Linked DNA regions of Homo sapiens: region 2 is linked to region 1. Evidence: chromatin contacts called from ENCODE Hi-C or POLR2A ChIA-PET data. All regions are on one chromosome and are shown on one strand. Each heading gives the region's core, a stretch centred on a gene start or an enhancer-like site at or near the end of the contact. The rest is flanking DNA. Distances are from core to core; before and after follow the strand shown. Region 1 has its middle 59 kb from the start of LINC01283. Region 2 has its middle 48 kb from the start of MIR3937.

What was found. A loop is a pair of places that touch in the nucleus more often than their neighbours do. ChIA-PET counts read pairs that join two places held with the same protein, here RNA polymerase II (POLR2A). Pooled maps may share reads with other maps.
Region 2: a map of GM12878 shows a loop between it and region 1 (7-fold over the local background). The contact joins two enhancer-like sites. A Hi-C loop is called at or near these places in 1 of 168 maps with a recorded cell type or tissue (GM12878), 7 of 37 single-sample maps with no recorded cell type and 13 of 50 pooled maps. POLR2A ChIA-PET finds 5 or more read pairs at or near these places in 1 of 52 experiments (H1).

What each region holds. Positions count from the first base shown.
Region 1 is chrX:39,490,191-39,497,090 of GRCh38, forward strand. No RefSeq gene overlaps it. Among named protein-coding and RNA genes, the nearest start is that of LINC01283, 59 kb to the left of the region's middle. Within about 2 kb of position 2,546, at least 4 of the 41 ENCODE cell types and tissues checked have a DNase peak (open chromatin) inside an H3K27ac peak, as active enhancers do; they include GM12878, where a contact is called at or near this core.
Region 2 is chrX:39,609,710-39,616,609 of GRCh38, forward strand. No RefSeq gene overlaps it. Among named protein-coding and RNA genes, the nearest start is that of MIR3937, 48 kb to the right of the region's middle. RefSeq lists an enhancer at 4,862-5,061. Within about 2 kb of position 3,867, at least 5 of the 41 ENCODE cell types and tissues checked have a DNase peak (open chromatin) inside an H3K27ac peak, as active enhancers do; they include GM12878, where a contact is called at or near this core.

The sequences.
Region 1 (6,900 bases), core at 1,296-3,795:
AGTTAGGTCAGCCAAGGCCACCTGGGGACCTGTCCTCCTGCAATAGGGTCTTTGTAGATGCAATCAAGTTAAGATGAAGTGGACCCTAAATCCAATGACGGGTGTCCTTATAAGAAGAGAGAAGTTTGGACACAGACACACATAGAGGGAAGATCACCATGTGAAGATGGAATCTCAGATTGGAGTGATGCGTCTGTAAGCCAAGGAGTGCCATGGGTTGCCAGCAACCACCAGAAGCTGGAAGAGTTAAGGAAGGATCCTCCCCTAGAGTCTTCAGAGAGAGGATGGCCCTGCTGGCACTTGGATTTTGAATTTCTGGTCTCCCGATTTGGGAGAGCATCAATCTCTGTGGTTCTAAGCCATCCAGTTTGTGATATTTTGTTACAGCAGCCCCAGGAAACTAATTCAGCCTGCTTGGCTGCCTGCCCCACCCATCCCTAGCTCCAGTGGATTCTGGCTGGGCCTTGGGGCCTCTTGACTGATCTGGATTTCAGTGCATTAGACAAGGGGAACAGGCAGCTTTGCCTCATGGGCGTAGCCCCACAGAACTGGAATGACTGGAACCAAAACCACAAATCTTCTTCCCCCTTTAGTTCTCAAAGGGCCACCATCTCCACCCCCAAGCCCACCTCAACCCTCCAGCCCCTTGGTACAGCCCTGCCATCTGGACCATGACTGTCTTGAAGGTGTCACTCTTGGAAAAAGTCAACAATCTCACATCTAAGGGCACTATTCCCACTAAAGATCTAGGGGAGCAGGTACAAACCAAGGGTCCCACAGTCTGTGTCTGGCCTCTCCAGCACGGTTTAAAAAAATGCAAATTGGTAGCCAATGTTTAAAAATAGAAAGATTTTATACTAAACATTTTGTCCATTTCTTCTTCAAAATTAGAAAATCTGTCCTCACCTACTAAAGCCGAGAAGCGGATGGCTCCCTTTTGGGTCTGGACATCCCCACTTAGCTTTCCACAACCCCAGTGCTCCCTATAACTCACTTCCAGTGAGGCCAGCTATCAGTTGCCATAAATCATTTTTTTTCATTTTGTGGGTCTGGTATGGTGCTATTAAGAGGAGAATGAAATATTTCCTATACCCATGTCTCTATCAAAGGTGCAGAAAAGAAAGGGCTGTGTCTTTAAAGGAAAATGGTAGTGAACATATATCTTGGTGGAATTGGAGACTCTTCTTATGTCATTACTATGCAAAGCATTTCCCCACAGAACACAACAAAGCCAAGGATGCCATTCTGGAATGAAAAAAGAAGGAAAAACCAGCCTGCTCATTCCCTTACATCCCTGTCCCATCCCTGTAGGAGGCTGACTTTGCAACTCATGCCGAAAAGACTAAAGGTTCTCGAATTTTCTCTTTCCAAGCTTCCCGACAACATGGCCCTAACCAGGGTTCTCTCTGATCTCTCTCCAGTCTCCCCCGAATTCAACGGGACTTTTCAGAGGAAACGTGATAAAGTTTGCAAAGTGCCACTTCCGCTTTTGAACAGCTTTTATGGTCTCTGCTGCCTACATAAAGCCCCGCCCCCTTATCCACCAACTCCTCCCTCCCATGCAGCCTCATTCTCCACTCCCCACCCCCAGTTAACTCCTCGACCCACCCTGCTTAGCCTGGCTCAGCCATATCTAACTGAGCAGACGCTACTGACACCAACAGAGTGTTTACCTCTTTGTGCCTTTGAGCTAGCTTTTCCTTCCATCTCAAATGCCTTTCTTTATGAAATTGAGGTCTTGCTGGCCTCATTATCTCACCCAGCTCAGGAGCTTGAGGATGTCATGGCAGACTCCCAGAAGTCAAATTTTCATGCAGGCCTCTAGATTCCTGGAAAGATGACTTCAAAACCTTAGAGTGTTTAATCGTGCCATCTTAGGGGATTTACTGTGCTTCTCTAATAATAGATGATGGCCGGAACTTGGCCTAGCCTCTGGGAGCAGAGCAAAGACTCCCAGGAGGCAGGGTTCTCCCCTCACCCACATAAGAAGGGTAGCTGAAGAGGGAGAGTTCTGGCAAATCCTGTGTTTGAACCTAGCACTGGGGATGTCAGTTCTGGACACCAGTCCCCAGAAAACTCAGTCTAAGTGATACTGTTTGGGAGTCTGAGAGTTTTGTAATCATTCTGAAATCAAACAACATAATTTCAGTGGTAATTACTTGAGGAGGACAAAATCATTGAACCTCAGAGGCAATAAAACCTCAGTGACCTGGAAACACAAAGACAGCTGTGGGCATCATGACAGCCTGGAGCTTGGGGGTGAGGATGAAGAGTGGACTGGGGCAAAGATAGCAACTGCAGGAACTTACTGGCAAAGAGAGGAGTCTGAGTGCCCCTGGAATTGTCACCTAAGCTCCTAACACTCCCCTTCCTATCATCTAGCCTCCATCTGCTAACAAACTCCTACTCACCAGCTATGCCCCAGGTGGAATATTTGCTCCTCTGGGAAAGTTGCCCAGATCAGTTTTCCTTTTCCTGTCCTCCAACTTGACGGCTTTCGTAATACCTTTGCTGCCTGAAGCTCAGTACAGTAGGCACCCCATCAAACAGTCCTTCCTCCTCCGTCCCCTTGCCACCACAAATTACCCACAGGCTTCACTTCCCTAATGGTGCACTCATATTTCTTGTTTTCTGTGGCAGCCCTTTGATAAAAAGCCAGTTCTCCCTCTTAGCTATTCTCTGCTTTGGACTAGGTACTTTGGACTTTCTGGAACAAACTTGCTTCAGCCGAGGCACAGACTCAATTCCCCTTTGCTCCATGCTCTGTAGCTGTGTGCCGACTCAGCTACTCCCGCACACAGCCCTGGCTTCCAGAACTGCAGCCTGGGCCCAGTTCCAAGGGCCTTGGTTGCACAGTGTGGGATAGTAGAGATCTCAGCAATCAGGGCCATTCCCACCTGCATGTTCCTGCTGCTCATTCATCCTGCATCTCATTTCTAGTACCTCCTTGTATCTTTGTCTTTCTTGCCAACCTGTGCTTCTCAGAGGCCGAGACTCTGTTTTATCTTTCTATGTCTCTTCAAAACTTCATATGAGGCCTGACATCTAACAAATTATGATAGGTAATATTGTTTGTCCATCATTCTTTACTCCTTGTCCCTGACACTTTTTACTGTGGACAAAGTATATTTCCCCATCCTCTGACTCTGAGCTTGGTCATGGAAATTGCTTTGGCCAGTGGAATGTGGGTGAAACTGATAGTGTGTCAGCTACAAGTTAAAGCTTTAAGCTTCTGCCAGCCCTCTTGAAGCTTCTGTCCTCTGTTATGAAATAAGCATGCTCCAGGTAGCCATTGCTATTTCAGCCAGGGTCTCAGAATAAATCTATGTGGAGCAAGTATGAATCCAAACTGAAGTCTGGATTCAAATCTAGCATGGCTTGAACTGTAGCCAACCTCCACATTTGTGAGTATGAAATAAATGTTTGCAGTCGTAAGTCACTGACATTTGGGAGTTGTTTGTTACACAGCATGATTACAGGAAAAACTAATTAATACACAGTCCCTAAGGAACACTTCTGAGGGATAAACCAGTGGGGAACAAATAAGTGAAAGTAAAACTTACTCTCAAGAGACTAAGCTTAGCTCCAAATATAATTCACAGTAAATCAGTGGTTCTCAAAATGTGTACCCCAGCCCAGCAGCATCCATGTCACCTGGGGATTTTTAAGAAATGCAAATTCTGGGGCCTCTCCCCACACCTACTGAATCAGAAACTCTAGAGGTGGGGCCCAACAACCTGTATTTCTATAAGCGCTAGAGGTGATTCTAATAATCCACCCTTAAGTTTGAGAACCTCTGCAGTTACTGCTGAACTAGAACAGCTTCCTTCAGTCTAGGAATCATTCATTTCCTGAAATGCAGACATTCCAGAATTTTAAATGATAAAGCCCAATTAACCTAATGCCTTGACCATCTCCAATATCATCATCCCATTTAATCAAAGGTGACCTGAGACATTCCATCCAGGTACAGAACTTCCTAGTCCAGTGGCTCTCAACTTCAGCAGCATAATAGAATATCTTAGAAACTTTCAAAAATCCTTATGCTCAGGTCACACCCACACCAATTAAAACAGAATCTCTTGGGATGACACCCAAAATTCAGAATTGTTTAAAGCTTTCCCAGGTGATTCCAATGTGCAGGCAAGGTTGAGAATGGCCTTTCCATTTTCAAGGGACCGGGGCTGGCTCTGCAGCTGCCTGCTCTCATTTTCCACCATGCAAAGCATGGTGCATGGCCCTCCTTCCCCAGGTCTTCAGAACCTGAAGGCTTATTAGATATCCTATGACTTGGTGCATTTGCAGCAAGTTTAAGAGACTGAGTCTGACCAGGGAGGGCTTGGGGAAGCACAGAACACTGGCTATAAAGACATGGAGTAACTTCAGTTAGTCATTCATTCTTCCAACATATCCAGAGTACCTTCCACATGCCAGGCAGTATGCTAAGCACTTGCAAGTCTTAACAGCTGCAAAACTAAGCCAAGCAGGCTTGGAAGGTGAGGGCCTGTGTCTGCACAGAGGACCCCACGGGAGCTTGAGCACTGAAGCATCACTTACAGCAGTGGGTTCCCAGCCAGGAGGCAAGTGCCCAGGCCCCAGTCTGGAGGCCAAATGGCTGGCCACCCTCCATCTCAAGGGAGCTAGTCTGGGAAGCTTAATTTCACCCCTACCCTCCACTCCTCTCCAGCATAAGCTACAGGGAGCAAGGGCCTTTCTCTCTGGAAGGGCTCCCCATTGCCTTTCCCTCAGCTCTTCAAAATTCACGATAAACCTTCTCCTCACCCCCTGAAGACCCCTTTCTTGGTGAGCCATCTTAGGCACCGTTCCCCAGAAGCAGACCTTGAGCTGTAGATTCTGATGTGAGTGATTTCTGATGGAAGTGCTCCCAGGGGAAACTGGTAAGGGAGTGAAAGAAGCAGGACAAGTGAGCGGATTAAGCCAATTGAGTGTGCAATGTTGGGACCACTTCCACAGAGGGGAGCTCCAGCCTGAGCCTACTAGATAGACCCAAGGCAAGAAAGCTGGCCTTTCCTACACCTGTGCCCAACAATCATTGGTGCTCAGCAAGGGACCATCCTGTGGCCAGGTGAAGGAGGCAAACTCCTATGCATGTCATCTCTCTATGTCTTCAGGCAAAGTGGCTTTGGCAGCCTAAGAGCAGGCATGCAAAAGGAGGACCACAGGTACAGTCCCTTGGAAGCAAAACCACCTCAAAGCTACAGGGAGGGGCATGCAGAAATGGTAGCAAGGATCAAAGGAGGGGTTACCAAATTTAGCAAATAAAAATCCAGGATGGGTAGTTTACATTTGATTTCAGGTAAATGACAAATCTTTTTTTTTTTTATAAGTATACCCCATGTGCTATTTGGGATATACTTATACTAAAAATATTATTTATCTGAAATTCCCTGTAACTGGCCATCCTGTATTTTACCTGGCACCCCTAGTCTGAAGGCATCTGGTGGAGCTCTGACCATGTTTGCCTGCTCAGAGAAGAAACAGAGTGGGCCACTTTTGCTGTTCACAGAGGTGCAAGACACAGGCGTGATAATGTAGGCCTTTGCTGCTCCTCATTTCCTGATTATGCTGCTGCACATAGTGCTCTGTGGATCCATTAGTATTGCCCTGGGCCAATGCTCACAGCATTTGGAGTTTTTGACCACTGTGTCTTAGCTAGGGTCAAAGTTCTACACTGCGAAGTAGTGGGGAAACCAGTATTAAGTGTCTCATTAGCCCCTTTGGTACTTCCTCTGCATTAGATAGAGCTGTAAGGCTAACCCAGCACCACCCAATCCCAAAACCAGGGATGAAACGATGCCCAGATGCCAAGTGTGCCTGCCCTGCCTCGAAGACCAAGGTGCTAATGCCCTTCTGACAGCCTCAAGCCCTCAGCTGGCCTGTCACTTGGTCAGCCTGACCCTTTCATGAGGTAATTTTGCATCCTTTCACCAGTCTTTAAATAATGAAAAGAAGACTCACATAGTCCTGGAAGTTGTCCCGATGGCTGGCAGGACCTGAAAATAGGCTGGGATTGATTGATTGTGGTTATAACCAGCAGGCCCCCCCGTGGGCACCCCCGGCCCATGCATAATATGAAATATACAAACAGCAGACAGGGAACAAAGCCAAGACTATGGCTCTTTACTTTGATTTGCGATCAGCTCCTTTGAAATCCCATGTATTTAGAAGACTCTGAGAGTGAATATGATCCTGCTTCATAGCCCTGGTCTCTCCTAGGATCCTGAGACCTTTGGGGCTGAGAACGTAGATACAAAGTGTGTGCAATGTTTGAGGCTTTTGGTAGGGGCAAAGCAGAGTAAAGGGAGGAGAAGGCGGTGGACAATTCAATGCTTTCGTGAAATTAAAGTGTGGATAAGTGTGGTGATCACATTCCAGGCGGTCTCACTCATAATCATTTCTTAAATGAATTAAGACATGGGTGGAAATAAACAAAAATGCCTCTTGAATTGCTTTAAATGCTCTTAAAGGCTTGAGGTATTTTTAAAAGGTACTTCCATGTACAAACTTTAGGTATTTCATTTCAAAAGTATAAACACTTGAAAATCACAGGATTAACTAACTGGGTCCTCAAATTAATTGGAAAGAAACATAAGCCATTGTCTTAGGCTGAGTTCTCCCCAGAAGCAGACCCTGAGACAAGAATTTGAGTGTAAATGATGTATTTAGGGGGATATCCCAGAAAGCACTTGTAGGGTAGTGGAGAAATAAGACAGGGAAGGAAAGATGGGCAATAAACCATGCATTGTTGAGCAATGGTGCACAGCCAGAGCTTAACCCCATTCAGAAACAGTGTAGAAGAGTTCTCTTCTAACTATCTATGCCAAAGGATTCATTTTTTTTTTAATTTCTAAGATATTTTAGACTGATACTTTTTTTCTC
Region 2 (6,900 bases), core at 2,617-5,116, 120 kb after region 1:
TGAAATTTTTAATTTTAGTTAATTTCTATTCATTTTAATTTAAACCAAACTATGCACATTTGGCTAGCAGTTACCAGAGCGGACTGCACAGCCCAGAGGCATAAAACAGCAGGGCCCATTCCCATAAGTGCAAGTCGTTGTATGAGACAGAAGCTTAGGGTGGCCAGGAGCTGCTACTGGAAACACAGTCAGAAAAAAAGAGACCAGATCACAGAGAAGCCTGTGGCCATGTCGGTTTCGCTTGCCCTGACAGCAACACAAAGACACCCAATTCACCCAAGCCAGTGAAGTAGCTGATCCCATCTCTGCCCTTCCACTGTTCTCAAAGCCAAGAGTTGCACACTCAAATGCCTACAACTAGTGAGAAAGGGTATACAGGCACGTCCTGGGCGTCTGGGCACTGCGTCCAGCTGGAGATTGCGAGTCCCATCGAAAGGGGGCAGCCGCTACTCGGCATCAGTTGTGCTACTGTTGTCTCCAAACACAGGCCCAGAATTGCCTGATCTTCAAATGTTTCAAGAGAAGCCAGAAATCATGACTTATTTTGTCAGTTCTTTCCATGTTTAAATGTTGGATACATTTTTTTAATGCTCTGCAGGCCAAGGAAAGTGAGTCTTAGGGCTGGAATTTGGTCCTTAAACTAGTTTGCAGCCAACGGTCCCCCTCCCTACTTCTTTTGTTGTCCCTGTCATGCTATATAGCATGCACCTGTGTTGATAATGGTCATCTCTCCCCAGCAGGCTCACCATTCCTCAAGGTCAGGGACCCAAGTCTTATTCATTTGTCATTCTCAGCACCTACACCTAGAACAATGCCCATAAATGGACTTTGTTTCGTAGATGTTTGTTGAATTAATGAATGACCTCAATCATTTGTGCATTGTTTTTGCCAGCCAAGGCAGTGGCTTGAAGAGACAGCAGCAAAAGAGTTAAAAGTCAGGAAATGAACTAGACTTTGGGATAAAGCCCCAATAATTTCTATCTTACCAGAAATCCTCTTCCCTGAAAATCTGCGGGCTGTAAATTAAGATCTGAATTGTTGTTTTGAGTGCAGCTTTCTCCAAACCACAGATTTGCAAACACTTCTCTTCCCAGTAGTTTGAGGCTGCACAACAGTCTTGTGCTATTAAATGTTGCTGAAAAGTGGGCTGAGACCACTAGGTCTCTTGTGAAAATTGCCAGACTTGTGGACGGATGGTGTGGGATTTAGCAAGATGCCTCTTCCCTGTCACCAGGAACAGCCCAGACATGAAGAGGCACTGGGGAAGGAGAATCTCTGACCTCCTGTTACCCACTAGAGCTGCAGGTGGCAGGGGGTGGTGGGGTGTGGTGTGGGACGGGCAGGTGGAAGGGAAGGGGAACGGGAGACTGGAGTCAGCAGGCGGCCTCCCAAAGTGGAGAATCCAGGTCCACGGTCCCCTTGCTTGTTCCGCTCCACATTCCTACAGCAGCTTAGGGAAAGTCATTTAAACTCTGTGCTCCAGTTGCTCGAAGCGTTGACTGGGAATAAATGTGCTACACAGCACTGCAGCTTCCTAAAGCCAGGTGGATCTTCATGCAGCAATTTCAAACTCGTGGCAGGAAGAGCAAGGCCTAAGCCAAGAAAAGCCACAGTGGAAGTTTTAAAAGATGGTGTGGAGGGGGTGTCACAATAGACACAAAAACGCCCGCTCCTAACATCCCCATAACAGCCATCCCAGTAGAAGCACACCACCGTGTTCCTGCAATTTTTCCTGGCCATGTTGGAGAGATTTTGGATGCCTGAAATTTGTCCTTGTAGAATCAAGGGTGAAAGGCACTGTGATGACTTTGAGCAGACCCCTTCATCCCCCACTCGCTGTACAGATGAGAAAACCGACGCTCACGGTCCTTACACGCTTTTTTCAAGGGCACACCCCTGGACTCCCCAAGCCCAGCCCAGCGCCGTCTTATCTCACACCATGGTGCTCCTTGCTAATCCATATATCTGAGCACACCACAGCGTCCTCTCCAAGTCACTGATGACAAAGGCCATTTTTCACAGGGGGATATAATCTGCTAAAATCTTCTCCTGCATTCCAGAGTAAGAGCTCCCATATTTCATGGAGCAGGTTAATCACAAATATCAACTGATGAAGTAGCAAGAGAGGAAAGAGAAGGAACCCTCTGGGTCCATGAAAACTTTTGAAATGGGACCCGTTTTGCTTCCCCTGTTTATGCAACAATAAAACATCCTAAAAGCTTGCAACATTTAGCAAAACTCTCTAAAATACCTGGATACAAAATAATATGCTCTTTAAACCAATAGACAATTTATTTAGGAAAGATAATTGATGAGTTATTTATATTAGTCCCCAGTGTCCAGCGCCACCATCATTGAGATGAAGTGCTCAGGACAGAGTGAAATCCCTTAATTACTCTCGTATGTGTTGCGTGTTGCAGGAAAGAAAACATAATGCAAAGTGCTTATATATTTCAGCAGCATAATAGCTTGATGAAGATTTCTAAATTTTTCAAAATGTCATTTCTTTCCAAAAGATGGATTATTTCTGTTGGGGTTTAGTCTACCTAATTATTCCTGCCTTGATTACTTAACTACTCCAGATATTTCATCCCTCCATGCTCTTATCACGTTCGGTATGTTAGAAGAACCGAGGCAGCTTATTAGCACAAAGTAGACAATCCTGTTTCCTGGCAGTTAGTGTGGGCGGGTGGGTTACACAGTGGAGCACTAGAGCCTCTCCAGCGCAGCCTCTATTCACTTGCAGTGGCCTGGGCTCGTCTGAGGCATGTGCTGTCAGAACTTTATTGCCTCTCCTAGACCAGTGTCCACCCTTCCCCCATCCCAGGAGCCAGAGCACGTGAATTCCCCTTTGCTCTCCAACTCTCTTTCTTGTACACGACACAAACCTTGAGTATGGGCTCTGCATTTCTCTAGAGAGCTGCTTCTCAAACTTCAGCCCAGAGGGCTTGTTAAAACAGAATGGCGGCCAGGTGCGGTGGCTCACGCCTGTAATCCCAGCACTTGGGGAGGCTGAGGCAGGTGGGTCACCTGAGGTCAGGAGTTGGAGACCACCCTAGCCAACATGGCAAAACCCTGCCTCTACTAAAAATACAAAAATTAGCTGGGCATGGTGGTGCATGCCTGTAATCCCAGCTACTTGGGAGGCTGAGGCAGGAGAATCGCTTGAACCTGGGAGGCAGAGGTTGCAGTGAGCTGAGATCGTGCCACTGCACTCCAGCCTGGGCGACAGAGCAAGACTCTGTCTAAAAAAAAAAAAAAAAAACCAGAGTGGTGGGGTCCCACGTCCCACTCCCCAGAGTGTCTCAGTCAGGAGGTCTAAGCTGGGGCCAGAGAATATCCCAGGTGATGATGCAGTTGGTCCAGGGACCACAGTCGGAGTAAGACAATTTTTTTTCCTTTTAAAATACTTTACAAATTTCATGCTGTGGTTATTGTCTGTATTAAACCGGAAATTGGGAGGTAATAGCATTTATTTGTTTGAGTTTGTAAATATCCAGTGTCCAGCTCTAGATTCAATGAGCAAAATAACTATTTAGGTAAAAGGTAAGGACCTCACTGAGGAAGGAAGGAAGGAAGGAAGGAAGGAAGGGAGGGAGGGAGGGAGGGAGGTTGGATGGGAGGGGAGGGGAGGAAGAAAGAGAGAAAGAGAGGAAGAAAAAGATATACGCAGTTGGAAAAGCCAGATTCTAGAACATCTCTGGAAGGTGTGATTCTAAAGCAAGCACAGCTCCACGGCTGGACTACAAGGAATGTGGCTTTTCTCTGTGTTTTCCTACTGCACGGGGCTAGCAGGGGTCGATTATCCTACCAACCTGAGTCATTCTTCACTAACGCGGGGGGCGATGGGCAGAGGGCAAGCCGGGAGGCCAGTGCCTGCCCGGGGCGCACCTGTCACGCTGAGGGAGGGCAGCCCGCGCCCTTTGGCTGATCCCACTGCCTGGAAACGAGCCAGACTCCTCTGCCTTTGAAATCCTGTTCCTTGGAGCAATCCCGGCTCGCTAGGTTTAATTGTTTCGTCTCTTTTTTTCTGGTTTATGAAGCCGCCCCGCCTGAAGTCCGCCCCTTGCGCAGCGGCCCGGAAAGGTGGGAGGAGTGCAGGCTGCGCTCCCCGCTCGGGGAGAGTCGGTTCCTATTTCCTGATTATAAAGAAGCATTCTTTGGGAGCTGATGAATTGCGGCGGGGCTAGGGCCGGCAGGACGCGCACCTGTGATGCTCTGCAGCCGCCGGAGTCTGTTTATGCATCAAATGTGCCCACAGATTTTTCCTGGTGCTTGGGGAGACGGGGGAGGCGGTGCGGGCAGCCTCCCGCCCCCCCGCTCCCCCCCGCCAAACACACACACACAGGTTTGAAAGCCTCTGAGACCTTGCTACTAAAAATGTGGTCTACGGACCAGCAGCATCACCTGGGAGCTTGTTAGAAATGCAAATCTCGGGCCCGCCTAGACCTACTGAATCAGCATCTGCATTTTAATGAATCCTGGGGTAATTCCCTATTTACGTTAAAGTTTGAGAAGCGCGACGCAGGGGTCCACGGCAGAGAAAAGGTTAAGAACTCTGATCTCAGACAAGGAAAGGGAGGAAAGAGGAGGGAAAGTCCAGTCCCGGATTTGGAAGGGGGAGCGGAGGGTTAACCCTGAGGTTTACCGCTGGAGTGGAAGACAGAGAAATTAACATATGGAGTGAGTTAGCGGAGAGGTCGTTGAAATTGGGAGTAAACACAGGCAGGGGACAGCTCAGTTTGCCCAGGGGGAGGGGTGGAAAGAGAAGAGATGGGGTTAAGTGGGTGCCACCCACACTCCCAGGAAAGTTGGGTAGGTTGCATGCTGTGACCTTTGGCTCCTCCTCCCGCGTGTTTTCTGAGACTCAACCAACACATTTTGGCACGCACACAGGGTAGACCACAAAACAGCAGAGGCCAGAGCTTGAGGGCAGGCGTGGAGCCGAGGTAAAAAGCACCTGGGAGTTTCTTAATAAGCAGGCTGACGTGGTGAAAAAAATTCTAATGCAGGAAGAAAGAGAAAGCACGTGGTCATAAAAAGTGTGCCCTGGCATCCTACATCCATACCCAAGAGGACATGCCTGGCAGAGAGTGCACCCGTGGAGCCAGGGTGACTGCAATCCTCTTGGGCCCAGATCAGCTCCTGTCTGTGCCCAAGAACCAGCTCGCTCTCCATTTTCTGCACTAGGGGAGGAGAGAAGAAGTCCTGAGAGTGTTAAAGAGCAAGTAATCCAAAAAGAAATGACATGGATTTGGCATAAGGGCCTTTCTAGGCCCCCATCTGACACCCTCTTGCCCTCACTTACTGTCAGCGCTGCTGGAACCAGGTGGTGGTGGTGAGGGAAGGAAACTTGAGTTACAGCTCCAAAGCAGGAGAGATACTTTCCAAATCTGAAGTAGGTGACACACTTCCAGACACCCCTCTATGGCTCTTTCTTCAGTCCTGTTCAACATTTTTTTGCAAGGGGCAGATGGACCAATGTAAGACAAACACCTAGCTGGGCGTGGTGGCTCTGCCCGTAATTCCAACAGTTTGGGAGGCCGAGGCAGGCGGATCACTTGAGGTCAGGAGTTCGAGACCAGCCTGGCCAACATGGTGAAAACCAATCTCTACTAAAAATATAAAAATTAGCTGGGCATGGTGACGCACGCCTATAGTCCCAGCTACTCGGGAGGCTGAGGCACAAGAATCTCTCTTGAACCCGGGAGGCAGAGGCTGCAGTGAGCTGAGATTGTGCCACTGCACTCCAGCCTGGGTGGCAGAGTGAGACCCTGTCCCCAAAAAAAAAAAAAAAAAAAAAAAAAAAAAAAAAAAAAGACACACACCTATCAAATTTCTGGTTGCCCCAAGCTGGCAGAGCAATTAAAAGACTGGATAATCTACTAGGATTCCAGTGATGTTCCCACAGACTGTTACAATAGAGATAGTCGCATCAGTATTTTTATTCATTCATTTATTTATTTTCCTCTGCATCCTCTTGTATAAAGGTTTTGAGACGATTTGCAGAAATTATAGTAAATTACATTCAAATATTTAAATAAAAATGCAAAAGTCGTATTCCGTTCTAGTACCAATTAAAATTAGCAGTCAAGACTGATGGGAATGGTGACATTTGATAGGGAAAAATATAAAGTCCTAGCCTCGATCCAGGAAGCAGAAGTCCAGGTATAGGATGTGAGGAATGTGTCTTAGTGACATCTTGGATGAAAAAAAGCTGTAATGGCCACTAAATTCAGTATAAGTAAAGAGTGGGGGATGGTGGCCGGAGAAAAAAGAATCCTGCTATAGGCTACAGTCAGATGTAATTGTCTATGAAAAGGGAAATGATAGTCCCACTCTTGTCAAGACCACTCCTGGCACATTCCGCTCAGTTCTGAAAGTCATACTTTGAAAAAGTCATTAGCAAACTGGACGTATTCAGAAGACAGCACCCTGGAGAGTGAATGATCATGAAACATGAAGCATAGAAGTAGACTATGTCCTAGCTCCTGTGTCGAGTACCAGAGGAATAACATCACAAAAATACATGGCCATAAACTTACAGCCCAGTGAATGAATCAGATAAATAAGTAAACACCAGGAAAAGAGCAGGCTAAGCCAGACTATGGAATCTTGGAAGAAATTGTGGAAATTATGAAACATTTTGGACTGGGTGACATCCAGCATTTATCACTCTCAACAGCTGAAGAAATGAGTGTCTCTATCTTACAAGGGGAAATCCAAGCAGTACATCTGCTATGGGGTACATGGATCTAAGAATCTGACCATCACGGCTTAAACAAATAAGATATAGTTTGCTCATGCGACAAGAAAAGAGGAAGTAGGCAAATATCTGTCCAAGAATGTCAGCACCTTAGTCTCTGCGATTCTTTTGGTCCCTCCCTCATGGTTACAAAA